2 separate regions of the Homo sapiens genome follow, and region 1 is linked to region 2. The links are chromatin loops, found by intact Hi-C in ENCODE. Cell type or tissue: ascending aorta. All regions are shown on one strand. Each heading gives the region's core, and the rest is flanking DNA. Links, peaks and the distances in the headings are about the cores only. Region 1 overlaps PHC2 (polyhomeotic homolog 2). Region 2 holds the start of PHC2 (polyhomeotic homolog 2).

What was found. Hi-C counts contacts between places; a loop is a spot of excess contacts. Peaks named below come from ENCODE experiments on the same cell type or tissue, not always from the same donor. Only the 100,000 strongest peaks of a DNase experiment are listed, where the experiment ranks them.
Region 1: it touches region 2 in a loop (2.1-fold over the local background); 36 of 110 quality-filtered maps call a loop at or near these places.

Annotation. Positions count from the first base shown.
Region 1 is chr1:33,376,217-33,392,565 of GRCh38, reverse strand. The region is part of intron 1 of PHC2 (polyhomeotic homolog 2); the gene reads left to right. Among named protein-coding and RNA genes, the nearest start is that of PHC2-AS1, 34 kb to the right of the region's middle. In ascending aorta, for the core only: no CTCF peak of the experiment used is centred there; no DNase peak of the experiment used is centred there.
Region 2 is chr1:33,423,348-33,439,696 of GRCh38, reverse strand. PHC2 (polyhomeotic homolog 2) reads left to right here and starts at 8,602. Exons shown (of 15, transcript NM_001385109.1): 1 at 8,602-8,721. RefSeq lists a silencer at 8,399-8,918. In ascending aorta, for the core only: CTCF peaks have their summits at 8,335 and 8,615 (motif pointing right); DNase peaks (open chromatin) are centred at 5,776, 8,556 and 9,196; H3K4me3 peaks cover 1,884 bases; H3K27ac peaks cover 692 bases.

The sequences.
Region 1 (16,349 bases), core at 6,880-14,879, 50 kb after region 2:
TATAATAGAAGCAACTTTGAGATTTGAAGTGCTTTTTAGAAGCAAGAGGTAGTATTTAATATGTGGGAATGACTCTAGTGAAGTGAATAAACGAGTGTGTCTGGAGAATGTATACAGGCAGATAAGAATCCATTAGTATGGCCGTAGAGCACCTGCAAGGAACAGAACGTGAGAACGCGCATGTGAATGAGGCATAACAGAAAAAAAAAGCATGCTTTAAGATAGGAAAGGGAGCCCATAAACTGAAGTTTAGAACTGTATCTGTTATGACTCCGCCAGTGTTTAGCATGTGGACCTCGCGTTAGGACCTCACAGACTAGACAGGTGGATGAAGAGGCAGCAGTCTAAAGAGAGCATTTGTGTATGTGCATGTGCATGTGTGTGTGTGTGTGTGTGTGCACGTATGTGTGCACACAGCTGAAGCACCTAGTTCATTTTCAAGATTGTGTCCTGAATAACAGTGTGCAGAGCCCTGGCAAGTACACAGCCACACCTGGACGCTTCCACTGGGTAATGAATATCCATGAAGACCGTTAGCACTTTCCTTTCCCTCTGTGCTAGCCCCAGGTGGCTTTCTCGCCTCTAACCTCCCTTATCTTGCCTTCCTTTTGAGCTCCCTAGCAATGACCCTGCCCTTACACTAGAGCCTCAGTTGCAATACAGCATACTTCATTGGCTTGCTACAATCCCAGCCAAGCTAATTGCCTTTTGCCATTCATTGTCTGCCAGATTAACGACTCCTCATGTGTCTGGTTGCCCATCGCCTCCTCTGAGATTCCTCTGTGTACTCTCTCTGGCTTGTCTTTCCCTTCTTCTGTCTCCTCAGCTCAGCCTCTCTGAGCTCCACATCTGAATTTTTAGAAGGCATTTAATTTAAATGATAAAATAGAAGCACTGCCTTTTTTTTTTTTTCCTATCAAAGGGAATAGTATTAGGCATGATGCAGAGGGGACCATTTTGTAGGAGTGGTAAAAAATATGCAGATGTATCAGAAACAAGGCAGAGTATGTGCCAATAACCAAGACTCAGAAGAAAAGATCTTCCCAAGCATACAGTCCCGTACAGTGATTTGCTGTCTCCAGTGGGTGAGCCTAACAAGGCTCAAAGCTCCTGCCCGAAAGAAAAAAGCCATCACTAACGTACAGTGGCTCAAATCCCCTTTCTGAGTACATGTACTAAATGGAATGAACTTGATGCTCTGCAAAGCCTTTAGGACTTGAAGTGCAGATCATCTTCCTCTTCTCCAGTGGCGACTTTCATTACCTTTTAGTTCTCAAACATTAAAATAGAGCACAATCTCTGTTCCACTTCTGCTTCCCCACCATTCTCCAAGACAGTGGTTCTCAAAGTGTGGTCCCAGGACCAGCAGCCTCAGAAGTCTGGGGATGGGTGAGGCCCAGCATTCTGTTTTAACAAACCCTCCAGGTGATTTTGTTGTGTGCTCAAGTCTGAGAACCACTGTGGACCTGAAAATTTGCATTTTTAATAAGACCTCACTCTTTGAAAATCTCTGCTCTAAGAATAGAAAAGAGGGGACAATGTGTGATGAGAAAGATCTCATTCCACCTAGAAAGCCCCCTCCCCATTTCCGAAGTCCCAATCGAACCTGTCTTTAAAGATCCACCCAAATGAAACTTTAGCTGATGCAAGTGAAAGTTATCCCTTGACAGCTTCCTGCATTTCAGGGGTGCATAAACCAAGGGCCAAATCCAGGTCACAACTTGTTTATGTAAGTCCCTCAAACTAAGAATAGTATTTACATTTTTTTAATGGTTGGAGGGGGTGAGGAACCGAAGAAGAATGTGCAGCAGAGACCATATGTGGTGTACAAGGCCTAACCTAGATACTCTGTCCCTTTACAGAGAAAAAAAAAAAAAAAATGCTGACTCCTGTTATATTTATGTGCTTTTCTTATTTTTCCTCTTAAACTGTTAACTTCTTAAAAATAGAGTCAATATCCGAGTCATGTTTGTATTGCATTCAGTACCAAACATATAGTAATTGTTCAATAAATATGGGAAGGGGCGGATGGTGGTGGTTGGGCAGCTGACAAGTGTTGTGGGAATCCAAAAGAGATGGACTTTTATACTTGACCACTTTGTGGCTGTCCTATCCATAAAATAAGAACAGTGTTTTTCTCCACCTTAAGTAGATGATGAACATCCAGAAGTTCGTACTAATGGAATTTACTCTAGTAACTAGATGGTGAAAAGCAGTTGGGAGCTGCCCTGCATCTTGAAAAACAAGATTAGTATTGAAAATGTCCATAAATGGATAAGTTAAAAATAAGCAAAAAGCTTAAAATTTCAGGTGGATTTCTGATGTCCAGTAAAAAGTTTTCACAGAATTATATGCTACCATGGTTAAAAGAGCCCCTAGTGATGATGCTGCACGAATTCCACCTGCCCCATGGTTGCCCAGCCTCTGCTTGAACCCCTCCACCGACTAGGAACTCACTTCCTCACAGCCAGCCCCACTCTACTTTTTAAACAGCTCCAGTGATTAGGAAGCACTTTTTTTCTATTCAGTTGAAATCTATCTTCTTATAATTTCCACTCTGTAGTCCTAGTTCTGCATACTTTAATTTGAAAATTAGCTACCTACGTTTCATAAATATGATAAAAGAAGTAGGGTAGAGTTATGCTTGACTGGAAAGAATGGGAGGTTGAGGGGGACCTATCCATTTAGATAATTTTCCCCTGCAAATAGGGAACAGGTTAGAAATACAAGAAGCTAAAAGCCAAGATGTATGCTAACAGAGGAAAGGCAAACTTACGAGTATAAAATGGAATAGAACATTCCAAATACGGCAGGAAGCAAAAGGCCGGTGGTCACAGTAGATCACAGGCTGACCACAGATGTGCATGCTATGTTTCTGCTAGAAAGGAATGTTAATAGCAATTAAAGGCTATTATTTGGGGCAAATGAGGGTAAGGAGGCCCCAGAGCTAGGCCCAGGGGACTCTGGAATTGCTTTGTGATTCCAGAGCTATGAAACAGCTGCCAGGACAAGTTGCCAGGGCAGAAGCAAGCAGGAGGAAATGTCCTGGGAAGGGCTGGGCCCTTTAAGTGGTGGCTGGGCCAAAGCAATGAGGCCTTCAAAAGGGAACGGTCCCAAAGAAGATGGAGGAAAGGAGTAGAGAAAGGAAGCTGGAAGTTCAAGTTATACTCCTGTTTATAATGTAATGTAGGCTTAAGATTAATCCAAACACCCTGAGAACTGATGAAGCATTGCATGAACAATATCCCCAAGAAGAATGTGTGTTGAACATTCACTGCTCTGGATTTCTAAAATGCTTTTACTGCACAGAGCTTGGAGTTGCGTGGGGGATTGAATCTAGTAATAGCAATCACCAACTAGCTTCGTCTCTTTCGCACCCCCCACACCCTGCCAAACACCCACCACATGCACAACCCGTGGCTTACGTCTGTCCTGGTTGTCACTTCTTCCAACTTCATCTGTAGGTGAGGGGGTTTTTTTTCTTTCTTTCTTTTTTTTTTTTTTTTAACAAGAACATTTCTTGGACTTGAGAATGGGGCTTTTGGGAGCCTGGTGGAAAGTTTGTGTCCAAGCCAGGACTAAGAGTGTAGTCAAAAATTGTAAGGGATTAAAAACCCACATGTTTGAGAATCTTCCCTTCTCCACATTCAAGGCACTCCCACGTTACAACCTGGACATGAGCTCCAGATTCAGACTATTCTGATTTATGCCACTTCATAGTTTTATGATCTTAGAAGTTACTTTACCTCTCAGAACCTGCTGCCTCATGTAATCACTGATCTAAAGCAATGCTGGAAGGATTAATCAGGCAGAGGAGACTTGATCATGATAGAATGATGCCCATTCTGTGCTGCACATGGTGCTGGGTGTTTTCTTTCTACGTATTTTTTAGGTGCTTGCATTTTCTTATTTACTTTTCCCAATAACTCTTCATAATTGCTGTCACTGGGCTGGGTGTGGTGGCTCATGCCTGTAATCTTTGGGAGGCCGAGGTGGGCAGATCACCTGAGGTCAGGAGTTCGAGACCAGCCTGACCAACATGGTGAAACCCTGTCTCTACTAAAAATACAAAAAATTAGCTGGGCGTGGTGGCGCATGCCTGTAATCCCAGCTACTCGGGAGGCTGAGGCAGGAGAATCGCTTGAACCTGGGAGGCGGAGGTTGCGGTGAGCCAGGATCGCGCCATTGCACTCCAGCCTGGGCAACAAGAGCAAAACTCTGTCTAAAAAAAAAAAAAAAAAAAAAAATTGCTGTCATTAGCACTGTTTCCCAGATGAGGAAACAAAGGCCTGTGGAGGTTAAGTAACCTGTCTCAGGTCTTCTAGCTGGGGCAGAGACAGGAATCAAGACAGCTTTCTCCAACTATGAAGCTCCTCCTCTTTCTTATAAATTATATTGCCTCTCTGAGCTTGTGCCCAGCATGTGGTGGGCATTCAGGAAAGGTGGGCATCCTCTATCCCCTCTCTCCTGTGGGACAGTTGTTTTTGTTTTGTATTACTTTTCAATTAAATGATTGCAAATGATTTTGTAAACATTGCTAACAGGACCAACCTTATGTGTAGATAATATATGTTGAAATACTTATGAACAGGAAAGGCCTACAAATGTTAGACATGCCCTAATTATTACTCAGAGTGTGATTTCAGGGATACCAGGCAGGGCCTGAGAGAGTTCTAGTTGACACATTTGCCTTAGACTGACGCTGCTGCGGGAGATGACTCTTGTGAGATAGGCTAGTAAACAGAAGGCTATGGGAGCCAAGTGAACTTCATAAGAACTGACTGGCCCAGAGAGGCCTGGATCGGAATAAGCACAAGTAATTCTGCCTCTTGTGCATGGACTTTGAAACCTGTGTTTCCGATCCTACACCTGCCATTTGCTAGCTCTGGGGCTCCGATAAGTTACAGGGCCTCTATGAATCTCAGTTGTCTTGTGAGAAAAATGAGGAAGTAGTGTCTGTACCAGAGGGTGGTTGTGAAGAATAAATGATATTATGTCCCTGAGCAAGCAATAAATGGCAAGAATTATTATCATTTACCAGTGGCTGGCCTGAAAATACTGGCCTCCTAATGGATAAAAGACCATCTACATACCTAATTAAGGCCCTTGTGATGGGAGACACCCCATCTATCCCTGGCAGTCTCTCTTTAGAATATATCAAAGAGCTTAAAGCCCCATTCCTTTAGTCTCCTTATAGGAGATGTAAAGGGAAACTCCAAGGGAGGTAGGCTGTATCCTTGGAAGAAGCTCTGGGGGGAGCATGCTCAGATCTTCACAAGAAAACAGGGCACCCCGTACAGTCACTGCTTCTCTAGGGCACTCTCAATGCTAGTGTTCATGAAAGTCAGCAAAATCCTTGACCCCAGAGTTACAAAGAGTTAAGTGGTACCTGTAGGGCCACTGGTAGGCCTAAGATACAGCCCGATTTCAGGGGTGGAGGAAGAGAAAAAGAAGGCCAGTAAAAAATTTCTAGATAAGTTTTTAGGCCCTTGAACTTTATTCTGAAAGCCTGATAATTAGCCACTTCCCATGATCCCTGTGTTGGCCTAGTCATACTTGTCAGGACATAGCAGCGGCAGAATGGCCAGCATACTACGGTTTAACCATCAGGCCAGTTCAAGGCTGAGCAGGAGCAGGAGAAAATGGCCAACTCTAGAAATAGTAGCTGTGTGTATGTGTATGTGCACATGCACATGTGTGCTGTGTGTGCACTTTGTGTATGTGCTGTGTGTGTGCTTTGTATGTGTGCAGGGTGTGTGTGCGCACACTGTGATGTGTGTGCGCACTGTGTGCTGTGTGCTTTGTGTATGTGTTATGTGCACTTTGTGTGCACACTGTGTATGCACTGTGTGCTGTGTGTTGTGCTCTGTGGGGAGATTTAGTATGGAGAGATTTTGTTTTTAAGATGAGGTCTCACTATGTTGCCCTGGCTGGTCATGAACTCCTGTGCTCAAGCAGTCTTCCCATCTCAGTTTGGGTAGCAGGGATTACAGGTGTGCGTCACCACACCCAGCTTGAAAAGATTTTTATAGGGATCTTTTTTTTTTGAGACAGAGTCTCACTCTGTCACCGAGGCTGGAGTACAATGTCATGGTCTCGGCTCACTGCAACCTCTGCCTCCCAGGTTCAAGGGATTCTCCTGCCTCAGCCTCATGAGTAGCTGGGATGATTATAGGCGCCCACTACCACGGCCGGCTAATTTTTGTATTTTCAGTAGAGACGGGGTTTCACTATGTTGGCCAGGCTGGTCTTGAACTCCTGACCTTGTGATCCACCAGCCTTGGCCTCCCAAAGTGCTGGGATTACAAGCGTAAGCCACCGCACTCAGCCAGGGGTCTTTTTTTTATAGCAGTCTTTTTCGTGACCTTGGTACTGAGATTTCTATGTATAAATCCCCAAAATGCATACCCTTACAAAGGCTAAACAAGGAAGAGCTGACTGAGATTATAACATAAAAAAATTTACTCTGGGCCGGGCACAGTGGCTCACGCCTGTAATCCCAGCACTTTGGGAGGCCGAGGCAGGTGGATCACCTGAGGCCAGGAGTTCAAAACCAGCCTGGCCAACATAGTGAAACCCCATCTCTACTAAAAATACAAAAATTAGCCGGGTGTGGTGGTGCAGGCCTGTAATCCCAGCTACTCAGGAGGCTGAGGCAGGAGAATTGCATGAACCTGGGAGACAGAGGTTGCAGTGAGCCGAGATCATGCCACTGCATTCCAGCCTGGGCGAGAGAGCAAGACTCCATCTCAAAAAAAAAAAAAAATTTTTATTCTGTTACTAGACCCAAGAAAGTTACTAGACCTGAGAACACTGTGCTGACTATAACTGGCTTGGATAGTGATCTTATTATAGGTCTCTGTTGCCCACAGGGCCTGAGACCAGCCGGTCTCAAAATCTAACTTTGAGTTTATTGAAGGAAATGATAGTATCTTTTTTCTCTGAGGGAAAAAAAGTCAACTTCTGTCCTACCTTAATGTACTCTCTTTGTAATCCATGCTTAAGCTGTGCTGGATGTTTTAAATGCATTGTTTTACCTATTATTTAAAACCAATGAAGTCTGCACTCTTGTCCATTTTACAGAGAGGCAAATGAGGCGCAGAAAGGTTACGTAACATGGCCAGGGTTGCATTCCTGTATGTAAACCCTGCCCTGGCAATGTTTGCTCATTTTTATGGAGTAGAACGTCTCTCCCCTTTTCTAAACTCTCTCTCATGATACTTTGCCTTTGTGTGATTTTTGTTTCCGAAATGCTTTCTCCTATTTATGTTGTTTCATTTTCCGGAAGCTCTGGGAGGTCGGGGTAAGGTATTATGATCTCCACATAATGCTGCTGCCTAGCTCCCACCTAGTCAATGTGTGACTGGGTCTAGTCCCAGCCTTTTGGCCAGGACCTTCTACATCTGCTTTTTGCAGTGACCACAGTCCCACACCCATCACTTCAACACCACTCATCTTTCATTTCCCCTCTCCATTCCCAAATCAAAATTTACATGTCCTAGGCCCTGTTGAGAGTAGCCATCTGGACCCACAAATTTGAGTAAAGGTGCTAATGGCTACTAATAGTTTCAAAGGTCCCTTCTCAGATAACATGGTATTTGCACAGTGTGTTTCGGTATTTTAACCTTGGGTTCCTCATCAGGAGGTGAAGAGCTTCCCAAAGAGCTTCAAGCTTTATTCATTCCTCATTTAACAAAATCTTACTGTTGCTGGCTCGGCACCATGTTAGGCATTAGGAATCTAAAAATAATGGAATCACTACCTAGTAAATAAAATCAGCTGTCCTGCTATGCTATTAAAGTTCAGAAGAAGGCACCAAATCTAGGCTGGGGTACAAAAAGGAAGTCCCTAAGAGGAACAGACGTTATAGCTGAACTGCAAAGGGTGAATGCGCTCCGGCCAGGGAGATGGAGAGTGAGGGGCCTGGGGAGTGGCCCAGGCAGAGGGAAAGGTCTGGGCAAGGGGTGAGACAGCATATGACTAATTCTGGAATCAGCTGTGTGGGAGCACGTGGTAGGCAATGAAGCTGGAGAGAAACAGGAAGATCCCTAAACAGAGTGCTGCCAACATTTTCTTTCCACGTGGAGGTATTTTGAGGTTTCAGCAGGGAAGAAACTATGTTTGGTAACTCTTCCCATCTCAAATTCTAGCCCCTTTTTGCAGGGACTTCATTATGACCATCTTATGGCATCAATGATGACTGCCCCTTTTAAATCTCATATTCAAATGGATAGTGGGGCCCCTTAGAGCAGTGGCTCTCATGCTTCATCAGCATCAGAATCTCCCAGAAGGCTGTGAGAACACAGGCTGCTGAGCCCTGCTCCCAGAATTTCTGATTCCGTAGGTCTGAAGTGGTGCCTGAAAATTTGCATTTTTGGAGAGTTGCCAAGGGACCACATTTTTGAGAAGCCTTGCCTTGGAGCATACAAAGCCATGATATTAACGAGGCTGTTTTTAATGCCTTTGCACCCTTTTTTACCATTAGTTTCAGTTGACCTTTTTAGGCTGGTCAGGTTGAGTATTAGGCAGCATAATAGTTCCCTAAGGCCGCCTTAACAAATTACCACAAACTGGGTGGCTTAAAACAACACAAATGTATCATGTTACCGTTCTGGAGGCTGGAAGTATGAAATCCAGGTGTCGGCAGGGCCATGCTCCCCCTGAGTCCTTCCTCGCCTCTTCCTAGCTTCTGGTGGCTGCAGGTGTTCTTTGGCTGGTGGCAGCATAGCTCCAATCTCTGCCTCCATCTTCACGTGGCTGGCTTCTCCCCGTGTGTGCCTGTTTTCACATGGCGTTCTTTTATAAGGACACTGCTTATATTTGATTAGGGGCCCATAGAAGACACAGAATATATTTTGCTCTGCCTTACAGCAGTGAGTCCAGGGCTGCCCAAGTCTAGACAAACTCATCCATCCCGTCCCCAAGCATTCAGCATCTGCACAGTGTGGCTTTCACTGTACATCCCTTCCAAAAGACAGCAAATCCTTCTTTTTCCTCCTCATATTCTTCAACCAACCAGCACCACCTTGTTATAGAAATACTTGATATAACCTGCCTTTTATAAATTAGGAAGAAAACAGTAAGGTTTCAGAAAGTTTACTCATTTAAATTTATAGTGTTTTGCATCACAATGAAATCATTCTGTTTGGATTGCTAGGACTATATGACCAGCTTTAATTCCTCATCCTTCACTTCTATTTTTGTTGGCCTTCATTTACTTACTTTGGTTTCTAGAGACACTAAAGGTGGCAACATGCAGAGGACAGGGGAGAGGGAGGGACCTTTTGAGATGGTTTGAGCTGCATCCATTTGGACTGCTCCCAGTGAGTCAGTGGCTTCAGACTGGAACAAATCAGGACACTTATGTTCATGCAGCAGCCGAGAGGTGTAAGGAGGCCTCCCCCAGGTCCCCTAAGTCTAGGGAGTCTGAATCTTCTGTTATTACTGCCTTATGCCTCTGGCGGAGGGGCATCCAGAAAGGAGAAGCAGAGCCACAGCAAAGGAATATGTTCACCCATCTCTTCAGACTCTCCATACCAAGCCGCCTCATGATAATACCAGCAGCCACGATGGGGCTGACGAGACTTCTCATTTCCTGCCCAGCTCTGATTCCATTAGGAAAAACCTCACCCTGCCTTACCCCAGGGCTTTAGGCTAGATTTGGAGAGAGGTTTTCAGTATCCTTCCCCTCTGCTTTCCCGGAACCTCTGTCACAGCTGTAATCCACAGCAAATGGATTTCCCTGACACTGGGGACAAAGGCCTAGTGTTTCGTAGACTTGGCGGCTCCTGGGAGGGCAGAACCATCAGCGTTTCTCCAGCTGCTGGTCTCAGGCCCTGTGGGCAGCAGAGACCTGTAATAAGATCACTATCCAAGCCAGTTATATTCAGCACATCATTCAAAGTGGCCCATTGCAGTTAGGAGGGGAGAAGTGACTTAAATAGGAATCATAGCCCTTCAGAGCCCGGGCTCATACAAAACCACACAGTGAGTAGGAACCCAGAGAAAAACAGACTTCTAGTTCTTGATGTTAGCCATTAATGAGATTTGGCTGTGATTTATAATGGGAGTCCGCAGGGATGGGTGGCCTTGGGGAAGAAATAAAGAACTAGTTGGAAGAGAAGGAAAGAATAAGAGTAGGAATTAAAAGGAAATTGAAAAGGGGTGGGTAGAATACTGAAAGCCTAGATACTGTGAAAGTTTAAGGATTCAGATTTTCTAATGTGGGTCACCAGAGGGAAGGATGTAAGGAGAGTCCACAGATGCCTCAGTAGCCCTTACTGAGACTGCAGAATGCCTCCGCTACTCTCCAGCAGCCAGAACTTTGAGCGGAAGGAAGGTGTGAAGGGGGAGATATGAAAGCTCTGGTTCAAAAAGGGGAACTGTAGAAAAAAAAGTTTTAAAGCTGTTATATGGGTCCACACTTACTAATTATGTTTTCTTCCAACTCAAGTTCCCTTCTACTAGGAGACCAACAATAAAGTGACATATGGCAGGACCCTAGCTTCTGGTTTCTCTGCAGGGCAAACTTCACCTCTCTCGTTGATAAGTCACCACCACCATGCGGGCAGGAGGTTTCCTGAGGTGCCTTCCATGGTACTGGATGAGAATCAGGGGAGCCATATCACCCCAAGTCACTTACCTCCCCCACACTGGGTCTCCGTTCTTGCATAGAAAAAACAAGGGAGATTATGGTAATTTTTGATTTCTCATACTGGTTGATGGATACACAAGCATATTATCCTTTATATATATATTACATAGAATATTTTGTAAGTATAAATGGACATTAATTAACAATTAGGGAATTAAATTCAGAGATATCAGTTCGTTTTCAACTGAAAATCTAGTATGCTTTGACACGGACTTCACCCAGTGTGGCTGAAATAATGGCTCAAGGTGAAGTTGCAGAGAGGATCATGGGAAGCGCTCTGGCTTTGGAGTCGGACTTGGTTTTGAATCCCAGTTCTATGATGACCTTACATAAATTGCTTAGATATATTTCTCATTGACAAAATTGGGATAATCATACCTATACCATAAGGGAGGTCATAGTATCTATGATAGTGCTTGACAAGTAGTAAGTGCTCAATAAATAATCACTATTATTAGTATAGACACCATTGATGGAAGGTACTGAAGTGAAATCACAGGTGGCTGATGTTTTAAACTAGTTGGTGAGAAATTTGTGGATGAGGTAGAGATTAAGCTTTCAGATGAGGAGTAGGATGGAGTATGGTGCATTTCAAGCAATTTTATTCAACAAACATCTATGGAACGAAGCACAAGGTATTATGGGAAAATATGACATGATCCCACCCCCAAGCAAATCACTTTCTTGTAAGGCTATGTTGTAAGTGCTAGGAGACAGGCAGGCACAGAGTGCTCTGGGAGCAGCCTTTAAGCTGGATGGCTTAAAGGAAGACACTGGAACCTAATTTGAAGGAAGCAAGAGGAGAAGAGTTGGGGGGGTTGCATTCAGTGCATATTTCACAGGAGAGACTCAAGTTGTTTTGAAGATCTAAGGAGTTGGTTACATGAAAAATTGAAGGAAGGCATTTCAGGGGAGGGGAATAGCGTGAGTGAAACCACAGCGGTAAAAACCACAGAGGTAGGAAGTAGCAAGGCAGCCAAATTCCAAATGACCTGGGCACCTTGGTCATAATGCTGAGACCAGAGAGAGTGCAAGTGTGGAAAATGAGGCCAGGAAGGCAAAATGGGTCAGATCATGGAGGGTTTCACATCCCACATGGAGCAGCTTGTGGGGTGGGGGCACTGGGTGGGCCCAAGAACAGAGGTAATTCAACACATGATGCAGGGACAAATGGATATTCACATGCCCAAACATGGAATAACATATGACCCAGAGATTTCACTGCTAGGTTATACCCAACAGAACAGAAGCAAGGACTTATATGCCGTGTTCATTCCATTGCAACATTATTCACAATAGCCAAAAGGTGGAAACCACCCCAGTGTTCATCAACAGATGAACAAACACAATGTGGTGTGTATGTAGGTATACAATGGAATACTATTCAGCTATCAAAGGGAAAGAAATTCTCATACATGCTACAACATGAATGAACTTTGAAAACATTATGCTAAGTGAAACAAGCCAGACACAAAAGGACAAATATTAATATGCTTCCACTTAAATGAGCTATCTAGAACAGGCAAATTCATAGAGAATGAAAGTAGATTAGAGGTTAGGGGATAGGCAGGGGACAAGGGGGACTGAGGAGTTATTGCTTAATGGTTACAGAGTTTCTGTTTTGGGTAATGAGAAAGTTCTGGGAATAGATGGTGGTGATGATTGCACAACAGGTGAGTGTAGTTAATGGTACTGAATTGCACACTTAAAATCTAGTCATATTCTGAACTTTCCTTCTCTATCCTTTACATAAGTGATTGAGAGAGAGAGCAGTCAAGAGAGTGAGAGAGCACACTTGAAAGACAGCCACAGCTATCAAAAGTGTGAGCTAGAACAGAGGGTGCAAGCTGGGGACAGAGAGCAACATGAGCATGCACTATCCAAGAAGTAAGAGAGAGTGTCTGTGTGAATTGAAGAGACAGACCTGCTGATCAAGCCTGGGATGGCAGATGCTCAGGGAGGGGGAGACTACAAGCGACAGGAGAGAGAGCTGGAGCATGTGCAGCAAGGGTGCGGGCACTTGGGAGAGCCACGGGGAGCCAGAGGCAGGAGACTGGTCAAGGGCGAGCAGCCCAGGAGGCAGCAAGAAGGTCGAGTAGGGGAGAGAGCTCATTAGAGGGAAACGGAGCTACCAGTCTGGATCAATCACAGCGGGGCAAGAGGGCAAGAGTGGGAGCAAGAGCGAGGGGGAGGACGTGCTCGTATTCCAGAGAGCCAAGGCAGAGTGAGGGAGGGTGAGCACACTGAGGATGGGCCCACCCAAGGAGCAGCTCTGAGAAATCAGTGGTGAAAGGGAGCATGGGCACAGGTGTGAGAGATGGCAGGGACCAGGGGCAGGGAAAGAGTGGGAAAACCAGGGACTGGGGAATCAAAAACTACTGACACAGAAAAGACACGGGTGGTTGGGGGTGGTAGTGGGAGGAGGGGCGGGACAGTGGGTGGGGGGATGGTGGGGGGCGGGGGGGATGGTGGGGGGACAGGGGGAATGGTGGGAGGGCAAGGGGGACAGTGGGCAGGGGAGACCGGGGGGAAGGGGGGGACAGGGGGGATGGGGGGGGCAGGGGGCGGTGGGGGGGTGGGGGGCAGGGGGGCAGTGGGGGGGTGGGGGGGCAGGGGGGCGGTGGGCGGGGAGACAAAGCCTAGAACTGGAGAGAGAAGAAAGGAAAGGCATGCTTGCCCACAGGAGGAGACAGGCGACAAGAGTGTGGGAAGTGCACTGTGCCCACGTGCCCAGGTTGCTGCAGTAAGTCTCTCTCCCCTGCATGGGGAGCAGTGGCTGTCCTGGCCTGTACAGTTTTTCTGTAAAGGAATGCCATGCTCCCTCAAGACTTTTGTCTTATTTCTTAACAAGATTTGAGTGTACACTCTCCACAGTGTCTGCCCTAGCTGCTACAAAAGGAAAAAAGAAATAGAAATGATAACCCCCAAACTGAGCAGTACTGGGGAGATAGCAACAGGACATTAATGATGACTTTGGCTTTTTGCACTAATCATGCTCTCATTAATGTGAAAAATTATATTTTCTTCCCCTCTTAAATGGGTATACTCTACAAGCAGAGGACTGAATGTCTGTGATGGGATGACAAATAAATATTATTTTTCCATGTAGGAAGGAATGGGTAGAAGGAACAGCCTCTACACAGCCTCTGTTCTAGCTCATGCTTTTGATAGCTGTGGCTGTCTTTCAAGTGTGCTCTCTTACTCTCTTGATTGCTCTCTCAATCACGTGAAGGATAGAGGAGGGAAGGTCAGAATATGACTAGATTTTAAGTGTGCAATTCAGTATGATTAACTACACTCACAGAAATAGAACTGAGACTTGATCATCCAGGATGTAGATTATTCTACCCTCTTAATTTTCTGCCCTATTTTCCCATTTTATTTTTTATATTTATAAGTACTTCAGTTGAGATTTTCCAGTGTGTAATGAAAAGCAAGAAATGAAACCCAATTCTGGCCAACATTTGGGAAAAGGGAGGTGAGACTTTGAACTAAGAGAAGATGTTGGGATTCTGTGAGGTAGTCTGTGTTTGAATGGAACTATCATTTACTGATTTGTTGCTTGATGATCCTTATAATTTCAATTGCACCTCACCTTTACAATTAGTTTTTCAGTTTCTGTGAGATCAGGAATTATACCTCCTACCACTTTTTATGCAGCCTAATTTTCCCTCCCTAGAACATAAGATAAAGTGGATTTTGACAGCGCCAAGACATAGGAAGTACTTGTTGACTTTGCTGCTTCATTGATTCCTGCATCATCATTATCATCATAAGCATCCTTAGCAAGTCAGTAGCCATAATAAGGCCCAGCACTGCGTGCAGCTCAGGACAAAGGGAATTAATTCATGGACAAGCACCTTGCTCTATGGCAGTAAAAGCAGACATATGAACATAAGGAAAAATCACTGCTTAAAGAGTAAGGTCAAGAGTGCAGCTTGCAGGCTGCTACACTGCCTTGGAAATCATAAGCAACTTGCTGCCTGCCACCTGGGAGTGGCTTGGGTTTCCAGACTCCCAACATTCCTGTCTTTTAGACTTTACCCACACTTTTTTCAGCCCACAGTGAAATTCCCCCAGTCTGAAGAAGGCAGCCTGAGCAATGATAACCCTGAAACTGAGCAGTATTGGGGAGATAGCAGCAGAATAGTAATGATTACTTTGGCTCTTTGCACTAATCATGCTCTCATTAGTATGAAAAATTATATTTTCTTCACCTATTAAATGGGTATACTCTACAAGCAGATGACTGAATGTGTGTGATGGGGTGACAAACAAATATTATTTTTCCATGTAGGAAGGAATGGGTAGAAGGAACAGCCTCTACACAGAAATGAGGATTTTTAAGAAAAGCATGGAAAAAGAAAAAAAGAGGAACTTAAACTCAGATCTGGGTGTGCCTCTCCCACCACCCTTTCCTTCTTTCCCAACCCCTCTCCACTGCCAAGCACACAGCCTCAAGGGAAGGTAGAATTTCCAGTTCTGTATTCAGACCATAGGATGGGCCCTGAAGGAATTTATGGCCCTCCTTACTGACTGGGATAGGAGATTCCAGAAGGTTCTGCCATTTCTGTCTTAGGAGAGACCCTATCTATTGGATCTGGGCAGTGTGAACCAGGCCACAAGAGCCAGTGCTTACAGAGCACACAGGATATGCTTGGCACTCTGCTGAGCACCTTTCATCATCACTTTTCTTTATGTTCACCACAGCCCATATCCTGTCACATCTAATTGATTAAGAAACAGGTCAGACAGGTGTGACATGCCAGGATTTCCTGGCTAGAAAGTGGCAGAGCCAGGACAAAGCCAAGTCTTTCTGATTCCACAACCTGAGATTTTAACCAGATTGGTCAGTATGGTACCCTGCTAAGCGTTAGATCCAGAGGGCACTCAGTAAGTACATACCTAATAAAGATAGATACCTCAAACACACTTGAGCTCTTCTGGCTTTGAAAACTAAACTAAATAAACACCTCAGTTTATTTGATTGCCTTCTGGTTTTGTCACCAGGCTGGAGTGCAGTGGTGTGATCTCAGCTCACTGCAACCTCTGTCTCCTGGGTTCAAGTGATTCTTCTGCCTCAGCCTCCCAGGTAGCTGGGACCACAGGCGCACACCACCATGCCCAACTAATTTTTGTATTTATAGTAAAGATGGGGTTTCACCATGTTGGCCAGGATGGTCTCGATCTCTTGACCTCGTGATCTGCCCACCTTAGCCTCCCAAAGTGCTGGGATTACAGGCATGAGCCACCGCACCCGGCCTTCTCTGTAGATTGTTAGTCCTGCTTCTTTCACTAGGTGGCTGTATAAATATGGACAAATAGTAAATTCTCTGATGTTCAGTGTCCCCACCCCAACGATGAAAAGGCTGATAGGGTGAGAGGTGATCCATGAGATCACTGCTAGGGAGAACGTTATAGGAAGTCTGCCTCCTTTCCTAGTTTTGCTTCCTCTGGCAAAATAAACAGGTCATAGGCTTTAGAATCAGCCAGACCTGATCTCAAATCTCACCTAGTGAACCAAGTCTGCCCTGTCCTTCTGAGGGCAAGTGTGTCTTAAGACCTCAGTTCCCAAGTGGTCGGGCATGGCGGCTCATGCCTATAATCCCAGCACTTTGGAAGGTCAAGGCAGGTGGATCACTCAGGGGCAGGAGTTCGAGACCAGCCTGGCCAACATGGCGAAACCCTGTCTCTA
Region 2 (16,349 bases), core at 4,212-12,211:
TGCAGAGGTCTGAGGGATCCTAGGGGAGGAACTGGGAGTGTCGAGGAAGGTTGGAGTTGGGCACTTAGGGGGCTTGGAGCAGCAATCAATAGAAAAATATTTTGCTACTAACAAGCACTTGAGGCTGTACTGGTGCAAACCAGCTAAATGTCAGCCTTGTCTGGAAAACGGAGGAACTGATACGTAACTAATCAAAAGAGGTGCTGGAGGAGATAACATAAATCAGCTCCATGACATGCTAGGAGAGGCAGGCCTAAAATAAGGAAAACACCAGAAGCTTATGTAATAGTAGGATGGAAACAGCTGTACTTCACCTTCCTGCTCCCCATCTTAGCCCCCAACTACAAGAGAGATAGATACATCCTAAGCACCAATTCCAGGTGTGTATGGGAAATCCAGCTCGATCTGGAAAGAGTATCAGTGTCTGAGGAATTGTGAGTATGAAGAAACAGAAGAGGCCCTGGGCATGACAGGCAGCAGAAGAGACTACGGCTCTCCAGAAGACTCTTCTTTGGCCGGGGAATGTTAGAAATAAGAATCCCTTCCATGAAAGCCTGGCCAGGCACCCAACTAGTATTCAAGACCTCAGGCAGGCCCTTTCCTCCTCTCTCTGCTTAAAGATCCCTGACCCAAAAGCTTATTAAAGTAGCAACAGAGACTCCAGAGCCGGGCTAGGGCTTTTTGGTTTTAAGACTCCAGACCAGGATCCCTGAATTTATTTCTCCCTTGAGCAACCCTTGGGAAACAGACATCTTAAGCACGGGAGGACCAGCTGTTGGGGATAAAGCCTGACTTCCAAGCATAAGGTAAAAACAAGTTATGTCCCCTACATCAGACTTAAGCACAAAGAGGAACTGCTATAAGGGCAATGGATGAGTTACAGAATCCAAGGCTGGAGATGGTGCTGGGCCCCGGGTTAGGGAAGCAATCTGGAATCTTAGTACCCTGAAAAACCCAAGCACTGACTTTTCTTTCTCACTGAAGACTGACTGGCTCTATTTTCTGGTATGCATGGTGGAAAATGTCCACAGCCAACCGCTCCTGCATTTATACCACCTCCTTTCCAGAGAGCAACCAGAGTCAGGCAGAATCGCTTCAAGGGCCTGGAGATGGGATATGATTGGTTTAGTTTGGGTCAGGTGTCCACTTTGACCAATCATGTGTGGCCTGGGATGAGGGGTGGAAGCACAGGTATATTTGACTGTTCTCCCAGCCTTCTAGATACAAGAGGAGCAAGGCCATTTCTAGAACAGGGATTCAGGGAAGGCAGGAGACAGAAGGTCTTTTGCATGTGATTTGTCCAGTGCCACGTAACTAGAAAATGCAATACCAAGTCCAATAGATTCCTATGTTTTTTCCATTTTGCTCTATTTCAAGGTTATAAAATGAAGGTCATTGTGCCTAAGGGACACCAGAAGTGAAGTCCAGAGCCTCAGAATCCAATAAGGGTTTGGAGAGCTAAAGGCAATGAGTAAAACAGTGCTTCCCAATACTAGCTTCCCAGGTAGGCCATAAACTGGGGAGAGGCTGGACGTGATGGCTCACCCAGTAATCCCAGCACTTTGGGAGGCTGAGACAGGCAGGTGGTTTAAGCCCAGGAGTTCGAGACCAGTCTGGGCAATATGGTGAAACCCCATCTCTACTAAAAATACAAAACATGAGCCAGACATGATGGTGCGCACCTGTAGTCCCAGCTACTCAGGTGGCTGAGGCGGGAGGATCACCTAAGCGCGGAAAGTCAAGGCTGCAGTGAGCTGAGATTGCGCCACTGCACTCCAGCCTGGGTGACAGAGCAAGACTTTATCTCCAAAACTAAAATAAAACCAAAAACTGGGCAGAATTATGTGTATCTAGCCTGGGTCCTGGCAGGTAGGAGTACTCAATATTTGGTTCTAGAACAAATGAACAAGTGAGTGAATGAGTGAAGGAAGGACTATGCTGCTAAGTCACTTGTAGAGCCTGGTAAAAAAGAAAGATAACAATAGTAAGCATTATTTATTGAGCACTTAGTATTTCAAAACTTTGCAGGTATTAAATCATCAATCTTCACATCAAACCAATGAGCTGAATATTATTATTCCCTTTTATAGATAAGATACTGAGGCACTGAAACATTAAGAAATTCACTCAAGTTCACTGGGCTAGTGAGAAAAACATCAAAAACCTAAGCAGCCAGGCCTGAGTGTCCACACTCAGCCACTGTATCACTGCCTCTCAAGATGTGAGCAGCTCGTCCCAGATTTAGGGAATCAGAATCTCTGGGGGTGGAACCTGAAAATCCGTATTTTAACATATTTCACAGGTGATTCTGATGCACAGCCAGAATCAGACCTAAAACTGTGCGTCTAAAAACTAGCAGTAAGCCTGGAGCCATATGGCGAGAATAAACAAGGTTATTTCCAGGTTTTCAAAGTTTATCTGATTATGTGAACATAAGGTCTGCGGAATAATGTTGACTGATTATATCCCCCTTGTGAGGGGGAACTTCAAACCCAGATCAATTACAAAGAACCCTCTGGGGACCTTCAAACAGAAAGCCTGCTAAGAGGACCTGCTTATGAGCTGCTTTCCCAAGGAGCTGTGCAGCGGCTAGCAGGCCCCCATCCTTGGGAGAGTCAGGACTGACTGTACCTGCCCTAGTTCCTGGACTTTGATCACCAGTCTGACCTCCTTCTCACCCCTGCTCTGATCTGACAACTCCTGCTGGGTTGACCCCATCTCTGACCCTGGCCTGCCCCAGTTTTCAGGCTCACTGCTCCAGACTGATATCTCACATCATGACAGCTCGAGGCAGGACAATATTTGTATCAGCCAATATTGGAATCAAAATACCATCTCTTCTAATGATGTAGTGGTAAATGGAAATTCCCGTCAAAACAGCTGTGACTTTGAGAGTGGAATTCAGATATCTTAAACCAACTCAGCACTGCCACTGAGCATGGGATATAGAAACAGTAAGATATAAATAGCCCTTGGTACTAACTGGAGCAATGTTCTTTCATTCATTGAACAAATGGTTATTGAGGGCTGATTCCACCATGGTTTCTGTATTAGCAGTGGGGACAAAAAAAGATGAACAAGATGTTGTCTCTGCCCCAGGGAGTTCCATTACACCCAATTTTGCTGTTGCACCCAGAGATGATGTTTCAAAGATTAGGCAATTAATTAGAGCAAGGAGAAGAATGGCTACAGGATTGCACTTTTAGAGAGGGCATGTTTCTAACTTTGCCCAAGGCTTCAAAGACCCTCAAATACTGGACCAACCTATGGAAGCTCAGGGAAGTTGGTAATGCGCCTCAGAACACAAACGTTTTTCAAAAACTTAGATCTGTCTATGCACCAAAGGTTCAGGTCCAGGGGGATTGATAACCTTCCTAGTAGTCATCAAAAGGGCTCAGGTCTGGACTTTGACATACCTTGTTTGACATACCTTGTTCTGTTCCTGGCTGTATTCTAACTTGATGTGTGATCTTAGACAACCCACATCCACCCTCTGGGCCACAGTTTCTTCAGACCTCATCTTTTCTCTCTGCCCAGCTCCTCAAAGAATATTTGATAAATGTTTGTCGAGTGAATGAATGACTCCCCAGCGTCCCTTCCAGCACTGGTATTGTAAGTCTGTGAGCTAGACACTTCTTTGGGAAAGAATGGAATTGGCCTAGAAGAGAAAGTTTGGCCCATTCTTGAGGGACCCTTGGTCACACTTCATTCTGTCCGTGTGATCCGCCCCTCATGAACAACCTCCCCTTTCTCTTCATTCCCTCCCTTCATTTTCCATCTCCTCTCCACTCTACCCCAAACATATTATTGTGGGTTGTGTCCCCCAAAAGGATATGTTCAAGTCCTAGCCCCCAGTCCCTGTGAATGTGACCTATCCAGAAATAGGGTCTTTGCAAATGTAATCAAGTTAAGACAAAATCATACTGGATTGGTGTGGGCCCTAATCCCATGACTGGTGTCCTTATAAGAAGAGGTAAATTTGGATACAGATACACAGAGAGAACGCCATGTGGCAACAGAGGCAGAGATTGGAGTGACACATCCACAAACCAAGTGATGCCAAGGATTGCTGGCAGCCACTAGAAACTGGGAGAGAGGCATGGAACAGATTTTCCCCCTAATGCCCCAAGAAGGAACCAACCCTGATGACACTTTGATTTCAGACTTACAGCCTCCTAAACTGTATGAGATTAAACTTGGGCTGTTTTAAGCCACCCGGTTTGTGATATTTTGTTAGGGCACCCCCAGCAAATACATCTATCCAAGGCCATTATTTGGAAATCACCCTACTGATGTATATTAACAGAGCCCTAAAAAGCTCCAGGGGTCCTAACATCTCTCCAAATGCACACTGAAGATGAGTCATCACTGTGTCTATTGTGGATCTCTGACACCAAGAAGCCTAACTCTCCCATGGGGAAAGGAGGGAGGCCTCCCACATTATTATTCATCAGAAAGAGGATACTAGGGGGTGGGGAGGAGAGTCACCAGCTGCTTTTATTCCCACCTGGGACAGCTCGAGAAAAAATGGACTTTTATCGCTATAAAAGGATGTCATAGTCACTTATTTTCACTCATTCAGTAAATGTGTATGGAGCACCTACTATGCCCAGTGCTGGTGGGTGACCGGAAAGAGTGTATATATGGATGGGGGAAGGATGCTAAAGAAATGTAACACACATTCCCTGGGTCCTATGAGCCAAGCTGGAGTAGGAGGCATGCATGTAGCGTGGTGGGTTAATAGCATGGACTTGGGAATCAGATAGTCCCAGCATAGATCCTGGCTTGGCCACTGACTTACAGTGTGATCTTCTTGAACATGTTACTTAATCTCCCAGAGGCTTAGGTTTATTTTGAGGATTAAATAAAACGATGTATATAGCACAAGGCCAGGCTAAGTGCTCCATAAATGTTAGTAATTCTCATTAATGTAGAGCAAAGATGTTTGCCAGAAACAACTCAGGAAAAGAACAAGGTGATTTTGATGAGGTATGACCTCTGTCCAGTTCAGGCCCTCATCACCTCTTGCCAGACACTATCTGATTGAGTGCTCAGAACAACTCTGGGAGGAAATTAGTCTCATTTCACAAATAATGAAACTATGGCTCAGAGATGTAAAATAACTTGTCCAAGTTCACAGAGCAAGGAATGTGGCAGAGCCAGGTGCAAACCAAAGTTCCCAAGCACATGTCTTCCTACTCCTGGGCAACATTTATATGCCAGTCAGAAGGGGGTTGGAGGGCAGGCAGCACATCAGAGAGGGCCTAGGGAACTTCACTTAAGCTGCAGTGTCTTCTATAGAAAGTACGTTGCTTGTACTGGATTTATACATTTATTCTTGTTTAATTAGCAAATACATCTCTAGTGTATACTATGGGGTGTTCTAAGCAGTTTATGTTAGTAACTCATTTCATCCTAACAAGAGTCTATAAAATGGACACTGTTATTATTTCCATTTTACAGATGTGGAAATTGATATGCAGGGAGGTTAAGCAAGTTTCCTAACATCACATAGATAGTTGAGTAGTAGAAGCAGGATTCAAATCTGGATCTTTGATTCCAGAGACAATGCTCTTAACCAGTGTTCTATTCTGCAGTATCTTTTTGTCAGGGGGTAATAGGTTGGCTGTTGGAGTGTGCACATATGGGGAAGTGGGGAGGATTAACACCACACACACAAACACACACACACACATACACACACCACCCTTTGGTGCTATTGCTGCAATAAGACCATGAGTCATTTGACCCTCTAGGGTGAATGGCAGGATGGGGGCTGTTTAGCCCTGGGATTCTCTGAGTCAACAACTTCTCATCCCTGGCCCACTTCCTGAAAACTCTTTGCGCCTCAGCTTTGGAAACCTTTTGAGCACAAAAAGCTCATTTCCTGTGGTCAGGAAGGATGGGATGAGTTCCTGATGACAGCTCATCTCCCTCATTAAGGCGCTCATAAAAGTGTTTCAAGGAGCCTGACTTATGACTCCACTGTTTGTCAAGATCCCCTTCTGCAAGGAGCAACTCCAGTAATTTGGTGCTAGGAGATGTGCAAGAGAAACCAGTTCCTTTGAGTGCAGGAATTATTTATGATCCCAAGAAGAGAGAATGTCATTTGGAGAGATAACAAGCCTTCAGCAGCACAACAGGCTGTTTAATATGCCACGAGGGAAGGAAGGCAGCTTCAGAATTCCAAAGCTAGCTAGGAAGCCTTGAGATATTGTGTACATGTGGGTTGTCTGTTCCTAGGAAAACTCCTGGGATAATAACAAAAATGACATTAGCTATCAATTATGGAGGGTTTATCCTTGGGCCGGGGCCTATATATGAAACGTTTATATATATATATATATATGAAACCGAGACTTTGGGAAGTTAAGTGTGTGTATATATATATACACACATACAGTAAGTCATTAAATTCTCACAACATTTCTATCCTATTTTACAAATGAGGAAATTGAGGCACAGAGAGTTTAAGTAACTTTCCCAAGGTCATACAGTCAATGAGTGGCCAAGTCAGGATTTTTAACCCAAGCAGGTCTGCTTCTATGTTTGTGCTCTTAAGCACCAGTCATGTTTTAGGAGGAAATTGGGTTTTAAAGCAGTCTAGGAAGGTGAAATGTACGTATATTCAAAATTACCTTTGATGATCCCTTTAAATGTCTATAAAGTTTAGCACATTTAGTTTGAGGCACAGAGCCCTGTCCAGTAATCCATAAATATATTAAAGTTAGAGAACCATGGCCAGATGTGGTAGCTTACACCTGTGAATCCCAGAGTTTTGGGAAGCCCAAGTAGGAAGATTGCTTGAGGCCAGAAGTTCGAGACAAACCTGGGCAACATAACAATTACCCGGGTGTTGGGGTGCATGCCTGTAGTCACAGCTACTCCTCGGGAGGCTGAGGCAGGAGGATCACTTGAACCCAGGAGTTCAATGTTATAGTGAGCTATGATCACACCACTGCACTCCAGCCTGGATGACAGAGCATAATTCTGTCTCTAAAAAATAAATAAATAAATAAAATTAGAGAATCACTGAGCTAAACAAGTCTGTACACAGATGTTTGTGTTTTTAAACTACTGTGCCTTTAGCTAAACTATCAAATCCCTAAGGTAAAAATGGAAAGACAGGCATAAGCCGGACGCGGTGGCTTATGCCTGTAATCCCAGCACTTTGGGAGGCCAAGGCGGGCAGATCACCTGAGGTCAGGAGTTCGAGACCAGCCTGGCCAACAAGGCGAAACCCTGTCTCTACTAAAAGTACAAAAATTAGCCGGGTGTGGTGGCAGATGCCTGTAATCCCAGCTACTCAGGAGGCTGAGTCAGGAGAATAGCTTGAATCCAGCAGGCAGAGGTTGCAGTGAGCCAAGATCGCACCATTGCACTCCAGTCTGGGTGACAAGAGCGAGATCGGACTCAAAAAAAACAAAAAACAAAAAACAGACAAACAAAAAAAAACAAAAAACAAAGGAAAGACAGAGAATTCTACAGTGCCCCTTACCTACCTGGTGACTCTATTCTCTTAATATATAGCCTCTGTGACCTTAACACATGTCACTTGTCACAAGGTATATTTGCTGTGGGATTAAGACGTAACACCATCATATCTTGAGAGGAGACAAAATTCTATTAGAGAAGGGATTCTAAGTCCAATCCTAAATTAAATAAATCTGATACAATGAGACTAGCTTTGGGGGCCAGATAAACCTGGATTTGAACCCTAAATCTGCTACTTACTAGCTGTATAACGTTGGGCAATTTGCTTAACTTCCCAAAGTCTCGGTTTCTTAATCCATAGAATGGTCACAGTAATTCCACCATGTTGAGAAGACTGAATTTAAAAGTTTCTAAAGTAATGAGCTTCAGTATAAATCAGTGTAACTCAGCATTAGCTCTTAATAGCTGTTTGACCTAAATTATGTCACATGGCCTCTCTGAGCCTCATTTTCTCTCCTTTGTAATACAGGCATAACTATTCTGCCTATTAATCTCAAAGGTCACTGTAAGGAAACAGTAAAACGCTGTACAAATTATGTACAAGGATTTTCTCAACTGCACAGCACACCTGAAATTGTGAGGAGGTGCTAGGAGACCCCTGCTGGATTTGAAAAAACTGGCGATTGTCCCGGGTCTGAAGTCAAAAATGATCTTAGATCTCCACTTTTGCCATTTAATGTTGTTGTATGATCTTGAGCGAATGATCTAACCTCTCTGAGCCTCCACTTTCCCTACTATCTAGTGGGGTTAATAGGACAGACATCACTTTCTGCAGCAAAGTGTTAAGGCACGTGGTAAGTGCTCAATAAATGTTGGCTGAATCTGGATCTCTCTGGCTGAGACAAATCTCTCCATCCGCAAGGTGGGAAAACTGCGCGTGGTCGCCATGTGGCGCTCAGGTAGAGGAGATGCTCCCGGGGGCACCGGGCTCCGGCACCTCCCCACTCCCCCGCCCACCCGCCCGTTGCCATGGCCACCGGTTCAGGCTGGGAGCAGCACTAAGGCGTGTTCCGCCCAATCCCCGCCCTTCTAGGGTGACCATTGGCTGGAGCGGCCACGTGACGCGCGCTGGTATGCTAATATATGGTAATAGCGCCCTCGCCCCTCCTCCGCGGGCAGCGTCCGAGCAGCCAGCAGGGTGCGCGGCGCCGAGCCGAGGGGGCGGGCTGAGGGGCGGCCCCCGGGAGAGAGCGGCCAGGTGGAGGAGGAGCGCGGAGGCGACCGCAGGTAACGGGCGGGCGCGTGCGCGCTGGGGCCAGCTCGCGGCTGACGGGCAGCGCGCGGGGGACACCGGCCGCCGCGCTGCCGGCTTAACCCTTTGGGCACCCAGCTGTCACGGTCGGGCCGGAGCGCTCGGCCGGGACGGGCCGCGCGGGGCGGGGCATTGCCATGGGCACGGACAGGCGGGCGGCAGGCGGCCTGACCCCTGGTCCGCGGCGTGGGGCCCGCGCTGGGAGCCCGCAGTCCCGGCCGGCGACCGGCAGAGCGCGGCGCCCCCGGGCCGGGAACGCGCAGCGAGGAGGGCTGCGGAGAGCCTGGGGCCGAGGCTTGCCGGGAACGGGAACCGGAACGGGAACGGGCCAAGGTCCCGTCAGTGACTCGCTTTCTCCGGGGACCGACCCCCCTCCTGCGGAGAGGCCCGCGCCGCGGCAGCCCGTGGTCTTGCGCGGCCTGCGCCTGCTCCGCTTGTCCCGCAGAGTGCGGTGAGACCCGGGCGTCGGGCCTGACCGGGGCGCCCGCTCCCCAGCCGCGGCGTGACAGCGCAGCCGCTGGCACTTTCGGCCCAGAGTCAAGCGTGGCGTGGGGGGCACCAGCAGAGGGAACCGGGGGTTGCTGGAACTGGGAGGAGAGAACAGTCGTCTAAAGGAAAAGCGGGCCCCAAGGTTGGAGAAGGAGGGATGCCCTAGAAAGGCGCTGGTCCCTTGTTTTCTGTGCTGAGTGATGACCTGACACCCATGGGAAAAGGTCGCTGCTGGACACCTGGATCGGGTCTGTCATACACGGAGGAAGCGGCTGTTCTACGTGAGTGTCTAACAAATTTCTTATAAGGCGAGGTTTAAATTCATCTTCCCCCCTCCCCAGGTCTGCTACAGAAGTGTCTTCTTGTAATTATCCCCCTCCCCCAATTCACTAAGACTGGTGGCAGCTTTAGGCTCACAGTGTAATTTAGCTTTTGCGACAATAGAAATGGTAGGAGGAGAGATGCGCCACTGATACTAAGCTTGCCCTGGGAGTTTCTTGGAAGTGTGGGGTAAAAAATATTTCTATCACCAGTGGGGATGAAAAATCGGCTAATGCGCCCGTGATATCAATAGAGTTTCTTTTGTGAGTCTAAAGTCGTTCCTTCTAAATCAAGAGAAAATGCGGTTACAATTGAAAAGTACCAGAAACCAATTTGATTTTGCAAGTGAAGTGCAAATTCCACTTCCACGTTGCTCTTGATGTCTTTTATCACCCAACAACAAATACTTGGCATATGCCAGGCACTCTGCTATGTCTTGGGGATGCAAAGATGAATAAGATAATTAGTCCTTGTCCTGAAAGAAGTGGTAGGAGAAACAAATGAAATTGCTAGTAAAAGTGATTAACAGCATAATAGATGTGAATGCAAAGGGCTTTGGAAGCACAGAGGAGGGAACAATTAGCTGTCTGAGAGGACCAGGGAAGGCTTTCCAGAGAACACATTTAAGCAAGGTGTTGAAGGATAAATAGGAGTTTACCTTGCAGAGAAAATTGGAAAGGACTGAAAAGGCAGCCAAAGCGGGGGAACAGCGAATGCAGCCACATAAAGAATATGTTATCTCTAGGGAATGGCTTTCTATTGTAACTATGGCTTTTTTTCCTTCCTCTGTAATGTAACTTTCTAAAAGTAGCCTAGAATTTCTTATTCCCAGCACAGTTGTCCAGTGATATTTTTCTTATTGTTTTCTCCCCCATATTTTCCCCTCATCAGTTTTTCTGAGCCTCATTCCTGGTCTTTGTCACCCATATCTTCCCAAGTAAGGGTCCATCATGTGGAGGTTGAATAGGAGTAGTTTTCAGTTGCTCCAAGGGAGAGGGCCTGAAACTGGGCATAATGTTTGGCACTAGAGGCAGCATCTGAGAGGGGCAAATCTAAATCATACAAAAAGAGAATACATGACCATAACTAGGGAAGCAATGCTGAATGTCAAATTTGTGAGACCTGGGGAAATAAGTAGTAAGATCAGAAGCTGGAAGGATCTGGATTAAGAGAGGATTGGAGTGTGAGATGGGTCAGGGCAAGTAGTCCAGGATTGAGACCATGAATCGTGCACATGCAGCTGAGCCCACTGTTGCATGGTGCCAGCTGTGCAGAACAGCGGTGGATCTGCCAGACTGGGCCAGGCCCTCCATAGGCTTTCCAATGCCTCCTCCTTTCTGTTCACCCTCCCTCCTTACTATTATCCTCTTCTCTTCATCCCAGTTTCCACCCATGTCTCATGCATTGGGCTTCTTTTAATGAGGTCTTAGCTAACAGAGCAGAGAAAATCCCATTCTGCTGTCTTAGCATCTATCTCTAGAACTATAAATAGTCCATTTAACCTCATTAGCCATCAACTAGCCAGCCTATTTTTACTTCCTGATCATTTAGAAGCTGAGCAAGGTTGGGCCCAGAGTAGCAAAGTGGACCTCATCCCCAAAACTCTTCTAATATTTGAATCAGATAAAGGCCTTTTTGCTTTGCTTAGACCACATTTATTTTTAGAATGGATTATGGTGAGTTTTTGGCAAATTTCCTGTTTTGAATTATATTACAGATCAAGTCGTGTAAAGAAGGTGTCACTGGGGTGACATGCTTAATACGGTCTGCTAAGATTGATGATACTGTAAGTGCTGGAAAATCATGGGCGGTATTTAAGCAATCTTCTCAGTCAGTGTATTTACTGAACACCTGCTTGTGTGCAAATACTATCCTGTATTTGTGATGTGGAGGAGACAGGAAAATGAGAGTGGTGGTGTAGTATGGGGGTTATTCTCAGCTAAACAAAGATTTGGATCCCAGTTCTACCAGGTACTTGCTACATGACTTTGACTTCAGTTTCTTCATCTGTAATAATGCCACCTACCCAATATAGTTGTGAGGACTAAATGAAATCACAAATGTATAGCAGTCATTTAGTACCTTTTTGAGATGCTTAATGCGTGGTATTATAGGAGTTGAGAAAAGAAAAAAAATGGTGATAATTGAAGCCATATGATTAGCTGAGTTCACTGCTGGTAACAGCATAGAAATAGAATAGAGGATGAAGGACTGAAGCTTGAAGATACATCCCACATTTAGGGAGGGAGGGAGAAGGCATGGAGTCCGTATGGTAGAAAATAAGAAAAGAAGCAAGAGAACCATCTAATGTATTTATCCAACAAATGCATTCTATTCACCACCATTTGTTGTGTACCTGACAGATGCCAAGGCCAGTTAGACACGCTATTAACCATGAGAGTGTAGTATCACAGAAGTCAAGAGAAGAAAAAGTTTTGAGCTGCAGAAATTCGTCAGCAGTTTGAAATTGTACAGAAAGAGTGGGAAACATTCATTATACTTAGTAAACAGAAGGTCATTGGTAACTTTTTGAAAATGATAGCTTCAGTAGAGTGGCGGGGGTGGCCATGGGGATATGAAAAGCCACATGAGAGAGAACTGTGGCATGAGATGCCGATAAGAAGTGGAGACAGCATGCGGATCACCTTTTGTATGTTTGGCAATGAAAGGAAGAAAAGAAATAGAAAAGTGATTAGTGAAGGCAGCACAGTCAAGCGGAAGATTAATTTTCCCTGTCTGCTTCATTATTTTCGTTGACCTAAAATATTATTCTTTTTATTTCATATCCTTAATAGCAAGTCAGCAGTTCATTTCTTAAACTTACTGCTTTGATAACTACCTGAATGTTTCACTGAACAGTAATAGTGTAGCTGTCGTTTATTGAGTGCTCACTATGTGCTAGGCATCGTGCTAAGCTCTTTGTATACATTCTGTTCATTATCCCATTTAATCTTCCCAGCACCAGATTATAACCACACAACCTCTTGGCAGCACGGAAAGACTAAGTAAATTGCCAGAGGTCACATAGCTAATGAGTGGCACAGATGGGATTTGGATCCAGCTCAGACTCTAAAGCTTTCCTGAAGGATCATGCTATACTGTCTCTGAAGTCAGGGCCAGCTTTGTGGGTATGCAGCCTGTGCAGTCTCCCAGGGCCCTGTGTTTAGAGGGGCCCCATGCTTGGTTTAATACTCTCTTGTTGCTGTCTTGAAATTCTTAATGATTTTTAACAAGGGGGTTCTACATTTTCATTTTGCACCAGGCCCCACAAATTATATACCCAGTTCTGCCTGAAGGTATCTGTACTACCTCCTGAGGGTATCTGTACTACCTCCTGAAGGTAGGAAAGCATTTTGTGCTGTGGCCTTTGGTTTGGGTAGGTGGCCTAAGTCCTTGCTATGTCATGCTGCACAATCACACTTTCCTATGGTCCCCTCATTTTGGACTCTGTGAGTTTGCTGGTGTGAAGGGCAAAAGGAAATGCCCAGTCAATATGAAGAGAATAGAGAATAAAGAGGCAAGGAATTGCTTACTTAGACTGACTTCTGGAAACTCATCCACCATGTTTTGAGGGTATTACTGGAGAGAGTTATAGTCCTGATGCTATTGTTACTCCCAGTTTAAATACAACACAAGTTCATTTCTATTCCTTTTGTAGTCAGGTATACCCATTTGTTCATGGGAAGATATGGAGACCATTTTTCAACGTACTGAAACAGAAATTGGAGTGGAACAGGTACACTACAACTTGTCTGCCCTCATCTGGTGCCTTTTTAACCACGTTGATGCCACCCTTTGACCCTCAAACCATGGACCCCCCCCCAGCAGCTTTGAACCCCACTGGTTGCCACCATTGTCTGGAATGCTTCTGTTCTGTCCTGCCTTTGTTGCTTACTCTGTTCCTTCATCTACCCACATGAATCATGAAAAACAGAAACTTCTATTTTCTCTCATTTTTGGCTTTAGGAAAGAAATAGGAAAGTGATTAGTGAACTGAGAACCAATTAGGTTTTTCTGGGTTTCATGGTTATGGTTCTCTCAGAAACAATTTTTACTCATCCTCTTGCTCCTCTCACTTCTGGTCTCTCTGAGTAATGATTTGACCAAGTCCTGACATCACTTGACACTTACCACTTGACCAAGTCCTACGCCAACCAACCTGGATTCCTTTGTGGGGGAAATCAGACAAGACTGAGATTGTGTTGCCTCCTCCCATTACCTGTCTCATCCCCGTTCAGAGTGTTTGTTCTCATTTTCTATGCCCAACATGGACCAGGTAAGCCTAAGAAAACGTGAGAAGAAAAATATGAAGAGATGTCCAATATAAACTGCAGTATACATCATGAAACACAGTTTACATGGCTGGGCTGGGTCTTCTCCATAGTCTCCTAGTTATGCTGTGGCATGGTCTCCATAAGGCACTGTAGTAGTTATCCACTGCTGTGTAACAAATTACCCCAACATTTACCAGCTTAAAACAAAATTTTCTACTTATCTTTTAAGACTCAATTCAAGCATTACCTCTCAGAAGGCATTTCCCAGCTTGCTTTTTAAGAATTAGTAATCTTCCTCTTTGATATTTCTTCGTACTTCAGCATCTCATTATAGCATTTACCACATTGTTATAATTGCTAGGGACCATGTCTTTTTCATACCCTTAACTTCAGTTCCTAAAACTATTTCTTGAATGTCACAGATGCTCAGTAAATGGTTGTTAAAAGAGCTTAAGAATAACTCATACCTTTATCGGCTTTCACTTTATTCTTTATAAAACGTAGGTATATTGCAAAGTATCCAGCCTTGTTTCCTGTGATAGGCTCATATATCGTTGTTGAAGGTTAAATGTAAAGAAACGTTGTATATGTCCAAGACTGCTTGACTTGCCAACTTATCTACTCCAGTGAAGACTTCTTGAATTTATCTTTATCTATAGGTCTCTGTGCCATTCCTAGTCTGAAACCAATTCTGGCCCTTATAGGAAATTATACAGTGAGCACCCCTAGTCCAAAGATACTTGGTTCAATAATAAAATCAACATTTGTTCACTATTCAGATATTTGACTCTTAAATTTTATGAGGGTACATCTGTGTCTGGCTTATTCACTGCTCTTTTCCCGACACCATGCCCTAGTAGCTGCACAGCAAATACTTAGTGAATGAATTAATGAAACTCAATTCTTGATAATTCATGTCCCATTCCTGTTATCCAGGTCCTGACCTCTGATCACCCAGAATCTTAGGCCTGATTCATCATTTCATGTGACCCAGACTTTTTGTTTTGGTCCTTGACTTTTATCTTCCAGGGCCTTATTATGGCTGGATAAGAATCTGACTCCTTGCTTACTCAGAACTAAAGTATCTCTTTGTTTCTTGATCGTCCTAACTAATAATATAGGCCAGATGCCCTTAGAAAAATATTATTTTCTCTACCTGAAGCCAGAAACATTCCGAATACATATTAAATGTATTTAAAAATATTTAAACTGAAGATAATTACATTCAAATTTCTAAAGAAAGTGAACAGGCCCTTTGAGAAACAAGTTTTGGGCAGAGACCAGCGTCTAAAATTTTGTGAGTCTATTAGAATGATTAACTTGTAAGCTTCAGCAAATCAATGCAAATTAATTTTTATACCCACCAGTGAATCAAAGGAGGGGAGGGAATTGAGTGAGTGTGTAAATATGGTTGCTAGGGAAACTTTTCCTGACAGAAGAGAGAACCTCGCAGGAATTTTTACAGGCCCACAGAAGCAATGTAACCTGATCTTTCTCTGTTCTCTTTCTAATGGGGGAAGAAAAGATGTAGAAACCATGGGTACAGATAAAGGTGGCTTTAGACTTTTCAAGAGACTTGAGGAGTAAGTTCTCCAGAACAAATGATGACTATTATAAGGCACCCGTTCGTTTTAAGGAACCATCTGGAAATGAATCTATCTCTAAAATAGTATTAATGAATCAATCTCTATAATAGTATTAATTTACTCAACAAATATTCAGCACTTTCTTTTTTTTTGTTTTTTGTTTTTTTTGTTTTTTTTTTTTTTGAGACGGAGTCTCGTTCTGTCGACCTGGCTGGAGTGCAGTGGTGCAATCTTGGATCACTGCACCACCTCCGCCTCCCAGGTTCAAGCGATTCTCCTGCCTCAGCCTCCCGAATAGCAGGACTACAGGTGTGTGCCACCATGCCCGGCTAATTTTTGTATTTTTGGTAGAGATGTGGTTTCACCACGTTGTCCAGGGTGGTGTTGAACTCCTGACCTCGTGATCTGCCCTCCTCGGCCTCCCATAGTGCTGGGATTACAGGCATCAGTCATGTGCCCGGCCTTATTCAGCACTTTCTAAATAAAAAATATGTATTTTCATTGTCCAGAAGGAAATACAATTATAAGCAGTTGATAATTTGAAAGTACTGCATTACACCTAGTTCTTCCAAGTTTTGCCCCAAATTAATTTTTTTAGTATAGGGTAATGTGAACTTAATTAAATATTTAATGCTGTTTCTAGAAATAAAATTCTGCTTCTGTACAAAAAGCTTAACAGGAGTGTATCTTCTGTTATTTCTATTCTTTGGTTGCTGCTCCTGAGAAAAAACTAATTCATTGGTCCATAAAGCCATACCCCAAAGTAGATGTTCATCTAGTGACAGTGTCATCTTAATTTTAGATATAGTACCAGTGTAGGACACATCCGTCTCCTTGATGGCTAAAATCATGAGATCCTTCTTATTTTAGCTGTACGGGATGGATGGTTTCAGGTCTTAAAATCTTGGCTGTAAAATGCATTTGGATTGAAAT